Regions from separate parts of the Homo sapiens genome. Here region 1 is linked to region 2. Evidence: chromatin contacts called from ENCODE POLR2A ChIA-PET data. All regions are on one chromosome and are shown on one strand. The core of a region is the stretch at or near the end of the contact, and the rest is flanking DNA. Distances in the headings are between cores, read along the strand shown.

Region 1 (2,700 bases), core at 201-2,700, 740 kb before region 2:
TATTAATTTAGAAATTATAATGAGTTCCAATATTGTACATATGAATTCATTTTGCCCGATCAAACAACTCATAATTTTTATTGAACTTTTTCTCCTTCTGTGGGAATCCATTACCTTTATATAGGGTGCCCCTCTCCCCCTTGAGGTTATGAACACATTATGATCTAGAAGTTCATTAGTAACTTTTCTCCCCAGGTAAACAACATTCTAGAGACTGGTGAGGTTCTCAGGAGAGCCCTCCAAGGCAGCCTTACCTGCAGCATAGCCAATGTCTGCCTGGCAAGATGACATCGGTTTTTGAGTTCCATAGCATGCAAAGGCCTCTTGCTACTTAAAACTCCCCTTTGGCATCCTACCTCCCGGCCTGTCCTACTTTCCAGCCTACTGTGTGCTGATGAGCAAGCCATCTAGCTGCCCCAAGCCTCACTTTCATTGTAAAATGGGATAGTCATAGGCTATGTCTCACAGGGCAGTTCTGAGGATTAAATGAGAGACATGATGTACAACACCTAACAGGTGCCAGCTGGTAGAAGGAGCTTCCTAAGCATAAACTACTAACACTGTCATTACCATGCTCCCCAGCTACCAACCCCTCCCCATACCCACACCCCAACAAACAGTCTCTGGAGCAGCTTGTCTGAATTCTGTGTTGGGAAGCCAGAAACCTAAATTCATTCCCCTCACTGGATGAGTTGGAGAACTCCTCTGTAAAGTTATTAGTATTTTTAATAGTCAACTCCAATAAGTCCTTATTTGGTTAAAAAATTAGACTGTATGGTTAAGGATTTCGGCATTTGAGGAAGGTAATTTTAGATTGGGGGTACAGGCTGAAGAGTTTTTCTCCCCTTTTCTGGACATTTAAAACTATCCTGTCTTGATTCTTGGAAGCCACTCTGGGTTATGTGTCTCTAACTGCTTCCTTTTGATCTTATGGTGACCCGCTCGCCTCTGAGTTTTTTCCCACAAGACTCAGGCCTCAGGCCTCTTCTTTGTGCCATTTACACCAGGGATCTCATCCAGTCACAGTGCTTTCAGGTCCACCTGAATTCTGGTGACTCTCAAAACCTTACACTCTTAGATCCAGTGCTCCTTCCCCTTTGTCTCCATGGATGTCCAATGTAATACACAACCAGACTCAACATATACTGAACTACCTCCTCAACTGCCTTCCCAAACTTGTTTCCTTCTATCTGTATCTCAGATAAGAGCAGTTAAGAGCAAGTCTATCCTTCCAGTTGCCCAGCCCAGAAATCTTAGAGTCATCTGTAACCACCTCCCACCCCCGCCCCCCCGAGGAAAAGCCAAAGGGCTTACAGGAACCATAAAGCTTTGCAGCTCTTCCTGCCCCACCCAGGACCCTTTTCTCCCTTGTCACTCTCCCTTCTGCCATGCCCTTCTTTCTGCTCATCGGTCCCCTTGCTCTTTCGCCTTCATCCCAAGCAGGGACCTTAGCCACTGACACCCCCTACTGCTTGGAGTGCTCTCACCTCCATCAGTGCTTGCCCTGCTCTTTCCTGTCCTTCAAGCCTCTGCTCACATGTCACCTTCTCAGACCTTCCATATTAGTCTGTTCTCACACTGCTACGAAGAATTACCCAAGACTGGGTAACTTATAAAGGAAAGAGGTTTGACTCACAGTTCCACGTTGCTGTGGAGGCCTCAGGAAACTTACAATCATGGTAGAAGCCAAAGGAGAAGCAGGCACCTTCTTCACAGGGCAGCAGTACCAAGTGAGTGCAAGCAGGGTAAATGCCAGACACTTATAAAATCATCAGATCTCATGAGACTCACTCACTATTACGAAAACAGCATGGGGGAAGCCACCCCCATGATCCGGTTACCTTCACCTGGTCCTGCCCTTGACATATATGGGGATTATGGAGATCACAATTCAAGATGAGATTTTGGGTGGAGACACAGCCAAACCATCTTATGTTGCCTGACCACTGTTATGAAATGGCGCAAGCATCCTGACACACACACCCCGAGCCCCTGACCCTGTTTTATTTTCTCCATAGCATTACCACCATTGGCTTGTCTTCTCCCACTAGGATGTAAACCTCATGAGGGCAGAGTTCTCGTCCCGGATGCCTTGTCCTTAGCTCCTGGATTGGAGCCTAGCACAAGTCAGTCCGCACTGAATACCCTGAACAGGGTGTTGTTGAATTCTACCCGCAGTGACTTCACCTTCTCCTGTGGTGGCTCCATTACTCTGCTAATCATTTGCAAGTCTCCATCTCCAGCCTTCAGCTCTCTTCGGAGTTCTGGACACATGTCTGAAAGCTAAGGAAATCCACAGGCACTTTAAATGCAGTACTGATTCTTCAGTGACTGAGCTCATTTCTCTCTATTCTCTTTCTTTTCTGCTGACCACGTGTTGGTTAACCATCCTGCCATACTTCCAGTTTTTCAGAATTGGAATTTCCATTTGATCCTTGAATCTTCTTTCTCTCAAGCACCCTCCTCCATCCAGTTCTATATTTCATACTGTTAATTCCCCTGGGAAAACTTGATCCAAGTCTAAGCCATTTTCCTCTCTCCATGCCCTCTCTCTGCAGGTTCTGGTTATGTCTAGTTCCAGTTACCTCCTAGCCGGCTCTTAGCTTCCTGCCTGCTCCCAAGCTCTGCCCCTTTCCAGGCATCCCCCACCTGGACTGGCATGGTTAGCCTTCTAAACATACGCCTTATCTTACCATTCCA
Region 2 (2,788 bases), core at 265-2,764:
ATATGCTTTCATTTCTAATTGATGATTACATTAAGATTTAATAGTTTACAATTAAGATGAATATTTCAAGATTACAGCAAAAACACACACCATTCCCCATTTGCTCTTCTGTTCTAAGTCTGTAATTAATTTTTTTTGGGGGGGCACTCTTTTTTCAAAGAGGCCTTAATTAAGAGAGCAGGTTTGGTTTGAACACAGAGCCTGCTTTGAGTCTTTCTTCTCCATTCTTTCTCTCTCAACCTTCCCTTTCGAAGATGGTTTCTCCTCCAGACAAGCATGTGATCATCAAACAGAAGTTTAAAAGTTAAGAAACTTCTGTACCAGTTGACAAGGTTGACATTTCATTAACTTGTTGGTTCAGCCTTCAAATGATTTTGTGTGGCAAAGCACCCTGTGTTTGGAGTGTACAGCTTTTTCTTCTTCCTTCCCTCACGGGCTAGTCATGTTTAATTTGGAATCTGGGCTCCTTTGGCAAATTAGCAATTAGAACAATTTTGTGGGAATATGTATATGTGTCATTAGTTTTCCTGCAAATTAATAGCAAGGGCAGAGGTCAGGCAGAAATTTTCCACTTGACTGCAGCTCCTCTATTGAGACTTGGCACTTGGTTTTGGAATGGCCACAGCTGCTCTCAGCCACCCTCTTCCTCTAGGAACTGTCTTTTAATTAGTTTACCTCATAGCCATCATTACAAATATTACTGCCTCCCCTCCTCGAAATAAAATTACTGTTTCTACAAAATATTCCAGTGACATCTTGCACCACTGCACATTGATGGTGGGGTCAGTCGAATGCAGCATTTAATCATTAGATCACCTCCATCCGCGTCTCCTAATTAGAGTCCTTACAATACATTTTTATCTGGTAATTAGCTGAGATTGGCTGCTTCCTCTGTGGCTTATTAGAGACAGCCCAGCAGTGGGTGTGAATCACGGTGTCATTTGTCAAGCCTGGTAAGCCCCCTCTCTGCTCTCTTCTGGCTCAGTATTTATTCCCACTTGCTAATGTTCAAAAGCCTCCAGAAAATTCTACCTTCATCTCTTCCTTTGTGGATTGTGCTAACTTGGAGGGATTTTATTTTTCGCTGTTGCTTTTTTTTTTTTTTTTTTTTTTTTTTTGGTAGAAAGAGTCCTAGTGGTGCGATCTTGGTAATAGCTACAAGGCTCACATCCTTTCGGCATTTTGATGACATTTTACTGTGGGATTTGTCTATTCTTCGTAGCTGTGAACACCCAAAAAGATGGGCTTGCACTTGCTGAATGAGTTTTGATTTCTGACAATGAAACTGGAACTCAGTTAACTTGGTGATCTTCCTCCCAAAACTGAAAGGGAGCAGGCATGAAGGACATTTGTGTTTGTAATTTTCATTGCATCTTTCAGAAAGCCACAGTGTTTAGGGAAAAGTTCTTAAACTGAAAAGAGAAGCCGAGAAGTATAGTCAGTCCTCAGAACTGCTTTGTGGTTACTGTGTACCTTTGCCCTTTGACTGACGTATGTGTTTGATGGTAAGCGCTTCAAGGGCAGCAATTAGCTGTTTTCTTCCTGTTTTTGTCATTGTAGGAGTAACTGCCTTATATTTGCTCAGTTACACGTGTTGATTGTCATGCATAAGCAGGGATAAAATGCTCTGCACGGAATCTTTTCCAAAAATGAGCATACAGAAAAATGAAACTGGTTAGTGTTCATTTTTGCTATTAACTAGGCATAAGATGATTATACAAAGGATCTAGAATCATACAAGTGTGTGGTTTGACCTTGGGTCTGGGTTGGGAATATGGGCAAATTATTTAATCTCTCCAAGCCTCAGTTTGCTTATCTGTAAAGTATGAGTAATAACATCTCAGATATTAGTGGTGGTATGAGAATTGAAGGAGACCACACAGTGGCAGGTGGTTTTAAAACATGATTTTTACAAATGTTACCCATGACTTTCCAAAGCGCTCTGAGATTCTTAGGCTTAGCAGCGTCTGAATTATAAAAGCTGTATATTTATGAGCATTAGCCTTTCATGCACTAATTTCCTTGACCCTTTGCTTGGGCTGATGCTTATACATACTGTTCCTGGACTTGGTCAGTGATTAAGGCCCGAGGTGAAGAAGAGGTCAGCCCCAACTCTTCCCCCCTTGGCTTCTCAGCTCTGCCCCATCCTGCGGCTGCTACTCTGAACTGTTCACACTTAGTTTGCAAATGTGTGTCAGAAAGCCAGGTTTCCAACATTATAGAGAAAAACCCGCTCATGGCATCTGCTCAGCTTGCTGGGGCATTTGTAAGGGCAGTGCCATCTCCAGAGCTTGCTCTTCGCAGGCATTGTCTCTTGCTCACCGAGACAACATTCTACGCTGAAAATAAAAAGGAAAGCACAACTCAAAGCTCACAACATTCTGTTTCCAGCGCCATGTTTACATTTTTCCATTAGTATTTCTTCATGATATTTGATCTTTCTTTTCTTCAGGTTCATTGCTTTTTTATGAAACTCTCCTGAAACATATTAGAGAGGATTCTCAGGCCCCCCTCCCTTTTTTTTTTTTTTTAACTAGAGTGTGAGTAAAGGTCGAGTCTTCCCAACATATTGGAACTCTCTTTTAATAAGTTCTTTGATTATGATCTCAGAGGAATCTCATTTTTAATACCTTCCACAAATACTGCCTTGTACTTAAGACTGACTATAGCAATGGTGAATTAGACTTGGTGAAATAGACTTACTATGGTAAGTGATTTGAAATCTGGTTTGAGAAAATATTACCAAGTAAGCCTACTTTGCTGAAGTTTATTGGATTTTAGGGTGGGT

What was found. ChIA-PET counts read pairs that join two places held with the same protein, here RNA polymerase II (POLR2A).
Region 1: POLR2A ChIA-PET joins it to region 2 with 13 read pairs in T-cell. The contact joins two enhancer-like sites. POLR2A ChIA-PET finds 5 or more read pairs at or near these places in 2 of 52 experiments (T-cell and activated B cell).

The regions. Positions count from the first base shown.
Region 1 is chr3:71,720,686-71,723,385 of GRCh38, reverse strand. All of the region lies in intron 1 of EIF4E3 (eukaryotic translation initiation factor 4E family member 3), which reads left to right. Among named protein-coding and RNA genes, the nearest start is that of EIF4E3, 3.4 kb to the left of the region's middle. Within about 2 kb of position 1,450, at least 2 of the 41 ENCODE cell types and tissues checked have a DNase peak (open chromatin) inside an H3K27ac peak, as active enhancers do.
Region 2 is chr3:70,979,522-70,982,309 of GRCh38, reverse strand. All of the region lies in intron 14 of FOXP1 (forkhead box P1), which reads left to right. Among named protein-coding and RNA genes, the nearest start is that of FOXP1-AS1, 310 kb to the left of the region's middle. Within about 2 kb of position 1,514, at least 3 of the 41 ENCODE cell types and tissues checked have a DNase peak (open chromatin) inside an H3K27ac peak, as active enhancers do.